Regions from separate parts of the Homo sapiens genome. Here region 1 is linked to region 2. Evidence: read pairs that join two places in POLR2A ChIA-PET (ENCODE). Cell type or tissue: A673. All regions are shown on one strand. Each heading gives the region's core, and the rest is flanking DNA. Links, peaks and the distances in the headings are about the cores only.

Region 1 (9,163 bases), core at 2,423-7,422, 50 kb before region 2:
AAATCATCTCGAACTTGGGCATTTCCTAACTATGCTAAAGCCTTCTCATTGTTTGTACATGAAAGACTGGTTGTCAGCTGGGTGCGGTGGCTCATGCCTGTAATCCTAGCACTTTGGGAGGCCAAGGTGGGTGAATCACCTGAGGTCAGGAGTTTGAGACCAGCCTGACCAACATGGTGAAACCCCGTCTCTACTAAAAATACAAAAATTAGCCAGGTGTGGTGGCGCACACCTGTAATCCCAGCTACTCAGGAGGCCAAGGCAGGAGAATTGCTTAAACCCGAAAGGTGGGGGTTGCAGTGAGCCAAAATAGTGCTATTGCACTCCAGCGTAGACAAGAGCAAAACTCCATCTCAAAAAAAAAAAAAAAAAGACAGACTGGTTGTTTTAGTGATGTTTACTCAAAACTAGGGACTCATTACAAGCTCATTACCTTCTATATTATTTGTCTGCTTCCTTTTTAGCTGTTAAATACTGCTCCAATCTAAATCTAGCTGCCCTATTTCCCCTTCCTGATGAAGAGGAATCTCAATATTGTCCAATATTTAAAATCTAAGCATGCCCAGTCTTGATTTGACTGATGTTCTCCTGTACAACCCTGATATATTGCCTTTTGATTATGACTCATAATTAAAAATGAATCAAGGTATACTTTGCACCAAATATGCTATAACTTTGAAATATTCCATTTTGGAATACTTTATAAGCAACAGCTTAGACAGCTAAACTGATAGCTCTATTAAGAACACGCCATCACGCTAAAGGATTAAGAGTTAACATCCATATTGTCTACAGATGAACTTTCAGGATTGCTTGTGATTTCAGCACATTGTGCAAACAAAGGGGTTTCCTAACTTCCTCAGACAACTGAATCAAAAATGGAAAAGAAACTAATGACTTACTAAAGATACTCCAACACCCAAAGCAAATTTCAGTCATTAAGAATAAAGTGCATGCTAAAGGTCATGCTTTAAAGCCTGCTACCTTGGCCGGGCACGGTGGCTCACACCTATAATCCCAGCACTTTAGGAAGCTGAGGCGGGTGGATCACGAGGTCAGGAGATCGAGACCATCCTGGCCAACATAGTGAAACCCCGTCTCTACTAAAACACAAAAAATTAGCAGGGCATGGTAGTGGGTGCCTGTAATCCCAGCTACTCAAGAGGCTGAGGCAGGGGAATTGCTTGAACCCAGGAGGCAGAGATTGCAGTGAGCCAAGATCGTGCCACTGCACTCCAGCCTGGTGACAAAGCAAGACTCCGTCTCAAAAAAAAAAAAAAAAAGGCCGCCACCTTATACAAACAGCCCTTTCTAGCTTTACCAGCGTTGGTATTATAACAATAGTTGTTCAATCTGATTTCTGTATATAAGAGGGATTAAAATACAACACTCTGCCCTCATTGGGGGTAGAAGGGTGGATAAGAGGAAGGACATTGGTTTTGTCAAGACTGTTTCATACTGCTTGGTTTCTCCCAAACTACCTCCAGCTCAATAATTTTCATGCTGCAAAAATAATAATATAATAATAGCTCAATTGACAGGGACAAACTGGCTCAAACTTTATAAAGTACTAGTCAAAAAAGTCTTACCTAAGAGGCTTACTCATTTTATTTATCATATCAATGCATTAATTTATTAATCATATCAATGTATTGTTCATTTTAATTATAATAATCCAGAACAAATATACAAAGAAACACCAACATTAAAGACCATTTGAGGCTGGGTGCAGTGGCTCACGCCTGTAATCCTTTGGGAGGCCAAGGCAGGCGGATCACTTGAGGCAAGGAGTTCAAGACCAGCCTGGCCTACATGGTGAAACCCTGTCTCTAATAAAAATACAAAAATTAGCCAGGCGTGGTGGCGGGTGCCTGTAATCCCAGCTACTCGGGAGGCTGAGGCAGGAGAATCTCTTGAACCCAGAGGCAGAGGTTCCAGTGAGCTGAGATTGCACCACTGCACTCCAGCCTGGGTGAAAGAGCAAGACTCCATCTCAAAAAAAAAAAAAAAAACTTTTTAATAATAGTTTATAACATTTCTGGTAGACTACAGCTTTCCCTTATTATTTTTTTTTTGGTTTTTTTGTTGTTGTTGTTGTTTTTTGAGACAGAGTCTTGCTCTGTAGCCCAGGCTGGAGTGCAGTGGCACATCTCGGCTTACTGCAACCTCCACCTCCCATGTTCAAGCAATTCTCCTGCCTCAGTCTCTCGAGTAGCTGGGACTATAGGCTCATGCCACCATACCCGGCTAATTTTTGTATTTTTAGTAGAGACAGGATTTCACCATATTGGCCAGGCTGGTCTCGAACTCCTGACCTCATAATACGCCCGCCTCAGCCTCCCAAAGTGATGGGATTACAGGTATGAGCCACCGCGCCCAGCCTCCCTTAGTTTTACGTTTTTAAGTTTTATACATAGGCCTGATGATATTGCAATTTACTTCTTAAAATCTTCATAAGCTTTCATATTAAACTATTATAGAAACACTCTATGAGGCTGGGCTTGACACATCCCGTAACAGATTTCATCCTTGGTATGTAGTAATCTTGTATTTTTTCAAAAATGAATCTCATATACATAGTCTTATGCCCAATTTACAAACTCTGTTTCTCAAAAGAATACCAATAGATACATTGTGTCTCCCATCATCACCAGCATAATCTACAACTGAAAGACTAGTTTTTTATTTATATTTATATTATATTATATTATTATTTATTGAGACTGAGTCTCACTCTGTTGCCCAGGCTGGAGTGCAGTGACATGATTTTGGCGTACTGCAGCCTCCGCCTCCCGGGTTCAAGCAATTCTCCTGCTTCAGCCTCTTGAGTAGCTGGGACTACAGGCATAAGCCACCATGGCAGGCTAATATTTGTATTTTTAGTAGAGACGGGGTTTCACCATGTTGGCCAGGCTGGTCTCAAACTCCTGACCTCAGGTGATCCACCTGCCTCAGCCTCCCAAAGTGCTGGGATTACAGGCGTGAGTCACTGTGCCAGGCCCTATATTTATATGTTTGAGACAGGGTCTCACTCTGTCACCCAAGCTGGAGTGCAGTGGCGCAATCTCAGCTCACTGCAACCTCCACTTCCTGGGTTCAAGCAATTCTCCCGCGTCAATCTCCCAAGTAGCTAGGACTATACAGGCGCATGCCACCACACCCGGCTAATTTTTGTATATTTTGGTAGAGACAGGGTTTCACCATGTTGGCCAGGCTGGTCTCGAATTCCTGACCTCAGGCGATCCGCCTGCCTCGGCCTCCCAAAGTGCTGGGATTACAGGCATGAGCCACTGCACCTGGCCTGGAAGACTAGTTTAGAAACAGTCACTGATGAAAGTTAGAGTTAGAACCACATTGGAAATGACCATTTGGGTATTTTAATCTCATAGACACCGTTCTGAAGCTCCAGGCCCATAGTCATGGATACATGCTTCACAGTGGTGCTTAGGTCTCAGAAACTGAACATTCAGCCCCACTGGGAATTGACCCTGACACTCATTATCAGGTGTCCAGAGGAGAAAACTCTCCTAAGTAGACATCTACTTTTTAAGATTCTATGAATTGAGACGATAACATCAAGTATATACCACTCTCTCCAAAAGCTTTCTGATCCCTGAGCAGAAAGCTGACTTATATTTAGACTTATATCTCATCTTATGTTTATAATGTGTATCTGAAAATTCCAGGGTCTGAATTCTTTGTGGGTATGGTTCTGTTTATTTGTGCTGACTCTTGCTCAGGACATTCCAGTACTGTGATTTTTGCTGACAGTTCACGTTCACTGGAACTTTATGGGGATTTTTGAAGCTTGTGTTGGGGTAACCCTTCTCTCTCTGGTGAGGATTTGTGCTGACTACCATGCCCTACAAACCTAGGTCAAAGTTAAATTTGCCCCATGTAACCTTTTTAGATATGCAGGTAACTTGAACTCGGACTCCAAACTGGCATGAGGACTGGCTCTTAGCCACACATTCTCAGAAGAGACTCTTTCCTCCAACCTGAGCCAAGGCAAGATACACACATTGCTCTGCTCTCTGCTTTTTCAGATAAATATCAGTTTTTCTTTTGGGGGGGATGGAGTTTCACTCTTGTTGCCCAGGGTGGAGTGTAATGGTGTGATCTCAGCTCACCGCAACCTCTGCCTCCCGGGTTCAAGCAATTCTCCTGCCTCAGCCTCCCGAGTAGCTGGGATTACAGGCACCCACCACCACGCCCGGCCCTTTTTTTTTTTTTTTTTTTTGTATTTTTAGTAGAGACAGGGTTTCTCTCTGTTGGTCAGGATGGTCTCGAACTCCCAACCTCAGATGATCCACCCGCCTCGGCCTCCCAGAGTGCTGGGATTACAGGTGTGAGCAAATATCATTTTTTCTAATTCACCCTTTCTCTGAGGGCAAAACTCTTTATGGTTCTTGGTTTAGGGGAATCTTCATTCTAACTCCCTGGTTTGAGCCCTAAGCTTTTCTCCTGGCCTATGTGCCACCTTCTTAAAACTAGAATCCGGCCAGACATGGTGGCGCAAGCATATAATGCAAGCACTTTGGGAGGCAAAGGCAGGTGGATTACTTGAGCTCAGGAGTTTGAGACCAGCCTGGGCAACACAGTGAGACCTCATCTCTACTAAAAATCAAAAAAATTAGCTAGGCATGGTGGCACAAGTCTGTAATCCCAGCTACTTTCAGAAGGCTGAGGTGGGAGGATCACTTGAGCACAGGAGATCAAGGCTGCAGTGAGTTTGATCACGCCACTGCACTCCAACCTGGACAACAGAGCGTGATTCTGACTCAAAAAAATATAATAATGGCTAGGCGTGGTGGCTCATGCCTGTAATCCTAGCACTTTGGGAGGCCGAGGCAGGCGGATCATGAGGTCAGGAGATCAAGACCATCCTGGCTGACACGGTGAAACCCCGTCTCTACTAAAAATATGAAAACAAAATTAGCCGGGCATGGTGGCAGGCGCCTGTAGTCCCAGCTACTCCAGAGGCTGAGGTGGGAGAATGGTGTGAACCTGGCAGGCGGAGCTTGCAGTGAGCCAAGATCGCACCACTGCACTCCAGCCTGGGTGACAGAGCGAGACTCTGTCTCAAAAATATATATATAATAATAATAATAAGAAGAAGAAGACTAGAACTCTGGGCCACCTGGGCTTAGTAGATACTCTTAGGGGCAACTGATACCCTAAGCACTTGCTTACCTCCCTAGCTGCAGACTTACTTTGGTCTGGCTCCAGAAGATTTCTTTTTGCAAACTAAATAATATGTTTTGGCCGGGTGCAGTGGTCTGTAATCCCAGCACTTTGGGAGGCCGAGGTGGGTGGATCACCTGAGGTCAGGAGTTTTGAGACCAGCCTGGCCAACATAGCTGAAACCCCATCTCTACTAAAAATACAAAAATTAGCCAGGTGTGGTTGTGGGCACCTGTAATCCCAGCTACTCAGGAGGTTGAGGCAGGAGAACCGCTTGAACCCAGGAAGCGGAGGTTGCAGTGAGCCGAGATCATGCCATTGCACTCCAGCCTGGGCAACAAGAGTGAAACTCCGTCCCAAATAAATAAATGAAATATTTTTAAAGGTGTTCTTGTTTAACATTCTAACAGGCTTCATATCAAAGTAAATACTTTCTAAAATTGAGTCTGCCATATTGCCAAAAAATAGAAGTCTACAAATTCTATCTCTTCCTAGCCGTCTCACAAATCCAAAACTTCAGTAGTTACTGATTCCAGTACCATATCTAATTTTCCTTCAACATTTTTCTTTAATGACACTACCTCCCATCCACCTATTTACAACAAAAAATTGAGCAAAGCTCCTTCCTCCCTCAAGCGTTCACATCTTAGTATAACTCTCATTGATTCTAAGTTCTAAATATTTCTTAAATTTGTTCTCTCCTTCATTCTAGCTACAATTGCCTTCACAATTCATTATTTCTTTTCTGGGTCACTAAAATAATCTGTTTCCATGCTTACCTCCCACAAATCCATTCTTTACATAGCTGTCAGCAAAACCTATTTAAAATAAAAATTGGATCATGCCGTTTGCATAATTAAGTCTTCAGTAACTCCATATTGCTGTCAAGATAAAGTCGCAGGCCAGGCACAGTGGCTCACGCCTGAAATCCCAGCCCTTTGGGAGGCGGAGGTGGGTGAATCACTTGAGGCCAGGAGTTTGAGACCAGCCTGGGCAACAGAGCAAGACCCCATCTCTACAAAAAATACAAAAATTAGCCAGGGATGGTGGCATGTGCCTGTAGTCCCAGCTACTCAAGAGGCTGAGGTGGGAGGATGTCTTGAGTATGGGAGGCAGAGGTTGCAGTGAGCCAAGATCGCGCCACTACATTCCAGCCTGGGCCACAGAGTCAGACTCTGTCTCAAAAAAAAAAAAAAAAAGATAAAGTTTCAATTACTTATCGTGGCATATAAGGTCCTCTACAATCAGTCCCTCCCTGTGCTGGGTCATACCAAACTACATATCATCTTTTGCTTGATCTGCCATCCTCCAGTCAACCCTACACCTCATCCCAGCTTCCCCAGCCACTGTCAGCTCCTTATCTTTCAAAACCCAGGTTACAAATCTTCTCTTCCAGGAAACTTGCAGGCAAATCCTTACTGCACCCTTTGTTACATCACAGCGCATGACGTGCTTCACCATCACTGCACTTACTACACCGTATTGCAGTCATTCTTCTGTTGCCCCAATTAGACTATGAATTCCCTTCAAAGGCAGGTAAAATTTTATCGTTATCCACAGTACCTGGCACAGTGCTGATTACATGAGGTACTTAGTATCTATCAAATGAATGAATTAATGTTTTTGACTTCTACAATACCTTTTGAGATTGACTCCTACTTCCACTGCTACTCTCAAAGTTCAGGCCCTTTATTCTGTCTCTATCCCCTCACATGTCCTTCTACCTCTAGCTTATTAACCCACCTAATGGTACCCAAATTATTTCTAAAGCACAGTTCTGATCATGTCCTGCTTACCGTCAGAAACTACTATTGCTGTTAGCCCTTGGATTTTTTTTTTTTTTAAAGAGACAAGATTTCACTCTGTCACCTAAGCTGGAGTGCGGTGGTATGATCATAGCTCATTGTAACCTCAAACTCCTGGGCTCAAACAATTCTCCCACCTCGGCCTCCCAAGTAGCTAGAACTACAGGCACATGCCACTGCCAGTGATGCCCGGCTAATCTTTTTTTTGTTTTATTGTATTTTTGTAGAGACAGGGTCTTGCTATGTTGCCCACGCTGGTTTTAAACTCCTGGCCTCAAGCAATCCTACTGCCTCAGCCTCCCAAAGTGCTGGGATTACAGGCATGAGCCACAGCACCCTTCCGGAATCTTGCCTCATTTTCCAGCAGCTCACAGCAACCTACTGACTTCCCAAAGACAGCTCAGCTCCATCCTAATGACCAAACCAGCAGGGACATGGGGCAGGCAGTGCCCAACCAGCCTCCACTCCAACTTCGTTCACCATCTAATGAAGCTTATTAGCACTAGACAGCCTTGTATATCTAGGATCTGATGGTACTAGAGATAGCTATGGATTCCCATATTATCCAGAGTCACTGCCATCCCCATTTTGACTTTATGGAAGACTCCATTTCATCACTCCACTCTACAGCAGCAGTATACTGAGAGCTAGGGAAGGGAAGGAATGACACTACAAGGTGGGGAGGGGATCGTCTATAGAGAATTTTAAAACAATAAAATTGACTTTTAGTCCATTTGTTTTTTATCATCATCAAGCATCAGCAATTCTAAACAATGTCAGAATATTGTTTATATATTCTCTCCCACCAGGGTGGACTGGTCCCACCACCACTATCTGTTGGTGTGCCACTGCTATTCAGGCATCACCCTCTTTTGAAACCTTTTACCCACCCCAAAACAGAATTAATCACCTCTTCCTAAACCCTAATGCACACTTGAGTCTCTACAAGACCACAGGCACATCAAGGAGAGCATGTCTTTAACCCCTAGTACACATTCATAAACACATACTCTTCCTTTGCCTCAGCTTCCCAGTAAGGTCCTTGGTGAGTAAAATGTGCTTAGTCCCAGTTACTCTATATTGATAGAAGACAGCATCATGCCTTACACTCAACTCTTAGACCAGACTAAATACACATAGAACATAATATGAATTCCAAAGGCTGGTATTCACAGAACACCATAATCTGGACATAGTTCTTATTCCTAAATACTAAACCTTATACTCTGTTTATACCAAATTACTTATACACTTGGTATTTTTCTGCCTATTACAAGTCCTTTTTGTTTTCCAGTACTTTGTGTCTGATTTACCTAACTGCTAAGCCCCAGAAGAAAATTTAAACACTCAATTTTGGCTGGGCGGGGTGGCTCATGCCTGTAATCCCAGCACTCTGGGAGGCCAAGATGGGTGGATCACGAGGTCAGCAGTTCGAGACCATCCTTGCTAACACGGTGAAACCCCATGTCCACTGAAAATACAAAATATTAGCTGGGCGTGGTGGTGGGTGCCTGTAATCCCAGTTACTCGGGGGGCTGAGGCAGGAGAATGACATGAACCTGGGAGGCGGAGCTTGCAGTGCTCCGAGATCACGCCACTGCACTCCAACCTGGGTGACAGAGTGCGACTCCGTCTCAAAAAAAAAAAAAAACCCAATTTTGTTTTCATGCTGTGGATGCAATGGACACCTAATTCTAATGAATAAAACTACTGATAGCTAATATATAAAAGCATAGAAGACACTTTTATTATATAACATTTTATTTAAAAAAATTATTTTCATAGAATACATTTTCACATTAGAGATTCCCATTGTGCGAAAATAACAATTTATTACTTATAGTTTTATATTTGTGGACAGATTGTTTTAGAACAAGTAGAATACATTTGGGAATTAAATCTCAATTTACAGTTGGTAGTATTTTGATACATCTACAGGGAAACTTGCCCTTAAATGGAACTTCTGTATATTCAGAAGCACTCCAAGCGTTTCTTCCTAGGATTTAGAAATTTATAATATGAGCTATCAGCATTTCCTAATTTTAAAATTTCCCTAGTATATGTAACCATCAGTAGGTGGTATCTACTGTCTAGAGAGGGAAGTTTTCGAAAATTAAACACTGTCTAATTTTCTGCAAAGTTTTTATTCATGAATTAAGAGTATTTCCCTTTGT
Region 2 (9,163 bases), core at 2,767-7,766:
TTGTGGTCATTAATAATGGCAGCCCTGGAAAACTATACAGTTTATAAAGAATATTAGATGTCCAGATGTTCTCCAAATGAAGAATGACCAAGGAAAAGTTAGAACAAAGAGTTTACCCAATAGGTTTGATCAGATTGAGAAATGGTTTAATGGTTTCTGAATCTCCTCTCCTCGCTTGTGGAGTTTCAGAAAGAATTCACATATACGTAGAAAACTAGCCTTCCCTAAAGCAATTATTAAAATCAATTAGGTTAGCATTCATGGTATCATACATGTCTTAGTCATACACAATCACTGTCACAGGCATTCAAATATTAACACTGGACACACACACATACTCTAAAAAAATTAACCAAATATAGATTTATATTTATTTATTATTATTATTATTTGAAATGCAGTCTTGCTCTGTTGCTCAGGCTGGAGTGCAGTGGCGCGTGCAATCCCAGCTCACTGCAACCTCCGCCTCCCAGGTTCAAGCAATTCTCCTGCCTCAGCCTCCTGATTAGCTGGGACTACAGGCGCGCACCACCATACCTAGCTATTTTTTTTTTTTTGTATTTTTAGCAGAGACAGGGTTTCACCATGTTGGCCAGGCTGATCTCGAACGCTTGACCTCAGGCGATCCACCTGCCTTGGCCTCCCAAAGTGCTGGGATTACAGGTGTGAGCCACCATACCTGGCCCCAAATATAGATTTAATCCAAATTTGTGCTACAATCAATTTGGGAAGATGGTGTTATGTGTGTGTATGTAGGAAGGGCATAACAAACCTACCTTTTTTTTTCTCTCTAGTCCCAAGACTGGAGCTAAAGCTAAATATTAATGTTCTTTAACGGGGAGTCAGTCAATAAAGTAAAATAAATGAAAAACTCATAAAAGGCAACAGAAAAATGTTATTTGGAAATCTGCAGGTAAATAAATACCAGAAGAAACAATAGTTTAAAAGCTGTGTTTAAGGGCTGGGCGTGGTAGCTCACACCTGTGATCCCAGCACTTTGGGAGGCCAAGGTGGGCGGCTCACAAGGTCAAGAGTTCAAGACCAGTCTGGCCAATATGGTGAAACCCCATATCTACTAAAACTACAAAAAAATTACCTGGGAGTGGTGGCGCATGCCTGTAATCCCAGCTACTCAGGAGGCTGAGGTAGGAAAATTGCTTGAACTCGGGAGGCGGAGGTTGCAGTGAGCCAAGATCACGCCACTGCACTCTAGCCTAGGCGACAGAAAGAGACTCTGTCACAAAAACAAAACACAAAAAACAAAAAAAAACAAACAGTTGTGTTTGCCTCCTGGGAACTGACCTCAGATTAAGGGTTAGAACAAGTCACTCTAAGCCATGGAGCAGTATTCTAACCTAAATTTAATATTTATTAGGAAAATATTTTTTTGAGACAGAGTTTTGCTCTTATCACCCAGGCTGGACTGCAATGGCACAATCTCAGTTCACTGCAACCTCCACCTCCTGGGTTCAAGCAATTCTCCTGCCTCAGCTTCCCAAGTAGCTGAGATTACAGGCATGCACCACCACGCTCAGCTAATTTTTGTATTTTTAGTAGAGATGGGGTTTCACCATGTTGGCCAGGCTGGTCTCGAACTCCTGACCTCAAGTGATCCACCTGCCTCGGCCTCTCAAAGTGCTGAGATTACAGGTGTGAGCCCGGCCCTAAAATATTAATAAATATTAGTAAGTGTGGTATAATATATACTTGGTCTTTGTCCCCATGTTGCCAGTTCCTGTCATAGAGCCCCTAGAACCGGAATTTCCTGAGTGATAGGAGTATGTTTTGTTATTTATAATGAGCCCTTATATAATAAGCTCCATGACGGATACTTAGGGTGGGATCCCTAAGTAACCTCGGGATGGCGCCAGTCACTGGAAGGGTCAAAATGACTAGAGGATTAGAGAGTTGGAACTTTTAGCTCTACCCACTGACCTAAGGGAAAGGGGAGGGAGATGTAGGCTGGAGATCCTGGAGATCAAACTCTACAAAGACTTTTTTCTTCCTTTCCTTTTTCTCCCCAGCCCCCTCTATTAAGACCCTTCAACAAGATTTAATGAGCTTCCAGTTGCTGAACTGTGGAAGTGCTGGAAGGGTGGTATGCCCAGAAAGGACATGGAAGCTCTGCACCACCCCACCTCAAACCTCGCCCTAGCCATCTCTTCATCTGGTGTTCATCCATATCCTTTGTAATATCCTTTATAATAAACATAAAGTGTTTCCCCAAGTTCTGTGAATTGTCCTAGCAAGTTAATCAAACCCAAGGAAGAGGTCACAGCAACAAGTTTGTAGCCAGTCAGTTACAAGTATGAGTGGCCTACACTTTTGACTGGCATCTGAAGTGAGGGCAGTCTTGTAGGACTGAGCCCTCAATCTTTGGGATCTGACACTATCTACAGGTAGACAGCACCAGAATTGAATTGAATTGAATTAGAGGAAATCACTGCAGAATTAATTGTTTGGTTGGTGTGTGGGGAAACCCTCCCCACCCCTGCCTCTACTCATCTGGTCACAGAAGCGGTGCTGTGACTGTGTGACAGCAAAGTACAAAGGAAAAAAGTTTGTTTTTTTCCTTTCAGAATAAGAATAACATAGAAGCATCTACACAGCAAGAAACGAATAGGCTTAGGAGTCAGAATCTTGGTTCTAATCACAGTCCTAACACTAATTTATTAACTCAGGGCAAGTTACTTAACTCACGGAGTCTGTTTCTTTATCTAGAAATGGAAGTGAAAGCACTTAAATCATAAGATAGTCATGAGAATTGAATGAGATAAAAGAGACACACTGAGTACCATACTACTCTATACCATTGTATTATTAACAATTACTGTTCTAATTTTGCCCGTAAAGTTCAGGAGAATGAAAATCATCTGTTTAACCCTGCTTTGTGACAGTCATTATCAACTTAATTACACATATTTGTTCACTAATCTCCCTTTGCTGAACTCATACAAAGAATCTATAGCCTTTACTAGCTAAATCCAGCAATATCGCAGGCTGGACACTGTGGCTCACACCTGAAATCCCAGAACTTTGGGAGGCCGAGGCTGTAGAATTGCTTGAGCCCAAGAGTTCAAGACCAGCCTGGACAACAGAGCAAGACCCTATCTCTTTAAAAAATAAATCAACAACAACAACAAAAACAAAAACAAAAACAAGGTTGAAAATTGGGGCCAGTAAGAAAAAAAAGTAAAAAGCAGTAACTCATAAACATTTTTGTGTTGTTTTCAAGTTGTTTGACCTATGTAAGTCATCTGCCTCTCTGTATTCCATTTCTCCTTATCCCCTCAACTCCACTCACACATTAAATAATACAAGAAAACTACCGATGGATATATATCTTCCCCAGTTATACTTACTGTCTTATAACTGTGTCCATCCAAGAAGAATTTGCTTCGGGAACTTTTAAACATGCCAAAGCTGAAGCTTTTATGATGAAGTCATTGACAGAAATTTTGCTTCTCCCTTCTAATATCTGGAAAGACAAGAAGAACTGTAGTTTCTTCTTTTTTAATTTTAATTTTAATTTTAAGTTTCAGGGTGCATGTGCAGAATGTCCAGGTTTATTATATAGGTAAACATGTGCCATGGTGGTTTGCTGCACCTGTCAACCCATCACCCAGGTATTAGGCCTCACATGCATCAGCTATTTTTCCTAATGCTTTCCCTCCCCGGACAACTGTAGTTTCTAAATTCTCTCACCAAAGAGTAAAACTGTATAATCGTGAGAAAAGGAGGAAGAGAAAGAGAATATACAAATATCCTGAGGTGGAAAGAAAGAAATGAAACCAAACATTGGTTCTTTCATCTTTTTAAATGCGGACTCTTACAGCTGTTTCCTGCTAAGCACTGCTTTAGCATAATCCCATAAGTTACAGTATGTTATGTCATCATTTTCATTCATCTCAACAATAACAAAATTTGGTTCTTTGAAAAGATCAATCAAATGACAACCACAATGATAAATGTTTAGTTAGACTGACCAAGAAGAGGAGAGAAGACTAGAATTTCTAAAATTAGGAGTGAAATAGGGGACATTACTATCTACCTTACAGAAGTAAAAAGAATTATAGGGAATACTATGAACAACCATACAGACACAAGCTACCAAAACTGAACCAAGGAGAAACAAAAACTCTGAATAGACCTATAACTAACAAAGAGATTGAACTGGTAATTTAAAAACTACCCATGTAGAAAAGCTTAGACCCAAATGGCTTCGTCAGTATTCTACCAAATATTAAAGAAGAATTAATATCAATTCCTCACAAATTCTTTCAAAGAAAAATCAAAGAAGAGCAAGAAACACTTCCCCACACATTCTGTAAGGCCGGGATTAGCCTGATACCAAAACCAAAGACGACATTAGAAGAAAAAAAAAAAAAAGTACACACTAATATCTTATGAATATAGATGTAAAAATCTTCAACAAAACGCTAGCAAATAAAATCCAGCAATATATAAAAAGGATCATTCACCATGATCAAATCTGATTTATCCCAAGAATGCAAATTTCCATTAACATCTGAAAATCCATTAATGTAATAATGTCCTAACAGAATACAGGACAAAAAACACATAATCATCTCAACAGACACAGAAAGAGCATTTGATAAAATTCAATACCCCTTTTCATGATCAAAACACTCTTACTAACTGGGAACAGGAGGGAACTTGCTCAACCTGATCTATGGAAACCTCACAACTATTTAATGACCAAAGACTTATTCTCCCAAAGATCGAGAACAAGACAAGATGTTCACTTCTGCTACACCTATTCAACATTGCCTAGAGGCGCCAGCCAGAGCAATTAGGCAAGAAAGGAAATAAAAGGCATACAGGTCAAAATGAAAAAAGTAAAATTATCTCTATTTGCAGATAACATTATCTTGTTTACAGAAAAACCTAAGAAATACACTAAAAAACTGTAAGAACTAATAAATGACTTCAGCAAGTTTGCAGGATACAAGGTCAATATAGATCCCATTTCAGCAGGTATATGAAAAAAAAGATCAATATAGAAAAATGAATTGTTATCTCAATTGATTGCTCAGAGTCCATTATAAATCTAACTTCTTTTCTACTCTTCCGCCCTTCTCACTAGTATACCTGACTAGTCTTAAAAAAAAAAAAAAATCAATCATACCTTTATATAGTAGCAATGAACAATCTGAAAATGAAATCTAGAAAACAATTCCACTTAGAGTAGTATCAAAAAGAATAAAATACCTAGAAATAAGTTTAACAAATGCAAATTTAGAGTGCAAAACTTACACTCTGAAAAACTATAAAAAAACTGTTGAAAGAGACTGAAGAACACCTAACTAATACAGGGGCATCTACATGTTCATGGATGAAAAGACTATATTCTTCGGATGGCAACACTTGCCAAACTGATCAGCAGATACATCCAATCAATCCTTATCAAAATGTCAACTGGCTTCAATGCAGAAATTTACAAGCTAATCCTAAAATTCACTTAGAATTGCAAGGGACTCAGACAAAACAATCTTGATTCTGGCTAACACGGTGAAACCCCGTCTCTACTAAAAATACAAAAAATTAGCCGGGCATGGTGGTGGGCGTCTGTAGTCCCAGCTACTTGGGAGGCTGAGGCAGGAGAATGGCATGAACCCGGGAGGCAGAGCTGGCAGTGAGCCAAGATCACGCCACTGCACTCTAGCCTGGGTGACAGAGCAAGACTCTGTCTTTAAAAAAAAAAAAAAAAAAAAAAAAAAATCTTGAGAAAAAAGAACAAAGATGACTCACGTTTCCTGATTTTACAACTTATTACAAAGCTAAAGTAATCAAGACTGTGGTACTGACATTAAGGGTATACAGAGATTAATGGAATGGAATTAAGAACCTGGAAATAGGCCAGGCATGGGGGCTCATGGCTGTAATTCCAGCACTTTGGGAGGCCAAGGTGGGTGGATCATTTGAGGTCAAGAGTTCGAGACCAGCCTGGCCAACATGGTGAAATCCTGTCCCTACTAAAAATACAAAAATTAGCCATGCCTGGTGGCTCATACCTGTAATCCCAGCTACTCGGGAGGCTGAGGGACGAGAATTGCTTGAACCTGGAAGGTGGAGGTTGCAGTAAGCCAAGATCACGCCACTGCACCCCAGTCTGGGCAACAGAGTGAGACTCAGTCTCAAAAATTGGCACATGACAAGGATGCTCTCTCTCACCACTCCTATTCAGCATAGTATTGGAAGTTCTGGCCAGGGCAATCAGGCAAGAGAAAGAAATAAAGAGTATTCAAATAGAAAAAGAGGAAGTCAAATTGTCTGTTTGTAGATGACATGATTGTATAGTTAGAAAACCCCATCATCTCAGTCCAAAATCTCCTTAAGCTGATAAGCAACTTCAGTGAAGTCTCAGGATACAAAATCAATGTGCAAAAATCACAAGCATTCCTACACGCCAATAACAGACAAACAGAGAGCCAAATTGTGAGTGAATTCCTATTCACAATTGCTATAAAAAGAATAGAATACCTAGGAATACAACTTACAAGGGATGTGAAGGACCTCTTCAAGGAGAACTACAAACCACTGCTCAAGGAAATAAGAGAGGACACAAAAACAAATGGAAAAGCATTCCATGCTCATGCATAGGAAGAATCAATATCGTGAAAATGGACATACTGCCCAAAGTAATTTATAAATTCAATGCTATCTTCATCAAGCAACCATTGACTTTCTTCACAGAATTAGAAAAAAACTACTTTAAATTTCATATGGAACCAAAAAAGGGCCCGTATAGCCAAGACAATCCTAAGCAAAAAGAACAAAGCTGGAGGCATCATGCTACCTGACTTCAAACTATACTATAAGGCTACAGTAACCAAAACAGCATGGTACTGGTACCAAAACAGATATATAGACCAATGGAACAGAACAGAAGCCTCAGACATAATGCCACACATTTACAACCATCTGATTTTTGACAAACCTGACAACAACAAGCAATGGGGAAAGGATTCCCTATTTAATCAATGATGTTGGGAAAACTGGCTAGCCATATGTAGAAAACTGAAACTGGACTCCTTCCTTACACCTTATACAAAAAATAACTGAAGATGGATTAAAGACTTAAACGTAAGACCTAAAACCATAAAAACCCTAGAAGAAAACCTAGGCAATACCATTCAGGACACAGGCATGGGCAAAGACTTCATGACTAAAACAACAAAAGCAATGGCAACAAAAGCCAAAATAGACAAATGGGGTCGAATTAAACTAAAGAGCTTCTGCACAGCAAAAGAAACTATCATCAGAGTGAACAGGCAACCTACAGAATGGGAGAAAATTTTTGAAATCTATCCATCTAACAAAGGGCTAATATCCAGAATCTATAAGGAACTTAAACAAATTTACAAGAAAAAAACAAATGACCCCATCAAAAAGTGGGCAAAGGATATGAACAGACACTTCTCAAAAGAAGACATTTATGTGGCCAACAAACATGAAAAAAAGCTCATCATCACTGGTCATTAAAGAAATGCAAATCAAAACCACAGTGAGTTACCATCTCACGCCAGTTACAATGGCGATCACTAAAAAGTCAGGAAACAACAGATGCTGGAATGTGGAGAAATAGGAACGCTTTTACACTGTTGGTAGGAGTGTAAATTAGTTCAACCCATTGTGGAAGACAGTGTGGCGGTTCCTCAAGGATCTAGAACCAGAAATACCATTTGACCCAGAAATCCCATTACTGGGTATAGACCCAAAGGATTATAAACCATTCTACTATAAAGACACATGCACACATATGTTTACTGCAGCACTGTTCCCAATAGCAAAGACTTGGAACCAAGCCAAATGCCCATCAATGATAGACTGGATAAAGAAAATGTGGCACATACACACCATGGAATACTATGCAGCCATAAAAAAAAGGATGAGTTTGTGTCCTTTGCAGGGACATGGATGAAGCTGGAAACCATCATTCTCAGCAAACTAACACAGGAACAGAAAACCAAACACCGCATGTTCTCACTTGTAAGTGGGAGTTGAACAATGAGAACACATGGACACAGGGAGGGAAACATCACACACCAGGACCTGTAGGGGGGTGGGGGGCTAAGGGGAGGGATAGCATTAGGAGAAATACCTAATGTAGATGATGGGTTGGTGGGTGCAGCAAACCACCATGGCACGTGTATACCTATGTAACAAACCTGCACGTTCTGCACATGTATCCCAGAACTTAAAGTATAATAAAACAAAACAAAACAAAAAATAACAAGATCTACAAAAAAAAAAAAATCTGGAAATAAAATTCTCACATATATGATTAATTTTGACAAGGATACCAAGACAATTCGATGGGGAAAGATGGTGCTGGGATGAAAGAATAAATGTCCACATGCAAAACAATGGTTGGATTCCTATCTCACACCACCTATAAAAAATTAACTCAAAATAGAGCAAAGACCTGAATATAAGAACTAAAAGTATAAAACTGTTACAAGGAAACAAAAGTATAAATCTTCATGACCTTAGACTAGGTAATAGTTTCTTAGATATAATACCAAAAGCACAGAAGAAAAAAATTGATAAAAGTGGACATAACCAATATTTAAAATCTTGTGCTTCAAAGGACAAGATCAAGAAAGTAACCACCAACTGATATATTGTAACAAAATATATGGACAAAAATATAAATGTTTGGTGGGGAAAGACAAAATTTTTATAACTTAGAAAGTTGGAATTTTCAGAACTTTTACCTTATTAAGTTCTTTCCGTACCAACAAAACTTCTCCCATATTTACATCGATAGAAAGGTAATAATGAGGTATGGTTTGCTTTGATTGCATTAATCGCTGTGCAATAACCTGAAACCAAAGAGATTTAAAAAATCAATTATCTTGAGTTAAGACCTTAACTAATTTAGGGCTCTGTTTGTCTCTTCACCTTACTCTCTGCTAATACTTACCTCAAGCATTATTATAATTGAAAGATGGAGGACTCCGCCATAATATAACACCTCCTAGATTTTTTTTTTTTTTTGAGATGGAGTCTCGCTATGTTGCCCAGGCTGGAGTGCGGTGGTGCGATCTCGGCTCACCACAACCTCCATTTCCCAAGTTCAAGCAATTCTCCTGCCTCAGCGTCCCGAGTACTTGGGACTACAGGCATGTGCCACCAT

Evidence for each region. ChIA-PET counts read pairs that join two places held together with the same protein. Peaks named below come from ENCODE experiments on the same cell type or tissue, not always from the same donor. Only the 100,000 strongest peaks of a DNase experiment are listed, where the experiment ranks them.
Region 1: POLR2A ChIA-PET joins it to region 2 with 5 read pairs; 9 of 35 experiments call an interaction of 5 or more read pairs at or near these places.

The regions. Positions count from the first base shown.
Region 1 is chr11:112,095,346-112,104,508 of GRCh38, reverse strand. SDHD (succinate dehydrogenase complex subunit D) reads right to left here. Exons shown (of 4, transcript NM_003002.4): 4 at 8,715-9,163. Among named protein-coding and RNA genes, the nearest start is that of SDHD, 13 kb to the right of the region's middle. RefSeq lists a silencer at 4,530-4,738. In A673, for the core only: no CTCF peak of the experiment used is centred there; no DNase peak of the experiment used is centred there.
Region 2 is chr11:112,045,549-112,054,711 of GRCh38, reverse strand. It overlaps DLAT (dihydrolipoamide S-acetyltransferase), which reads right to left. Exons shown (of 14, transcript NM_001931.5): 10 at 8,742-8,849; 11 at 3,363-3,478. It also overlaps a transcript of PIH1D2 not described here. Among named protein-coding and RNA genes, the nearest start is that of PIH1D2, 24 kb to the left of the region's middle. In A673, for the core only: no CTCF peak of the experiment used is centred there; DNase peaks (open chromatin) are centred at 3,831 and 5,821; H3K27ac peaks cover 752 bases.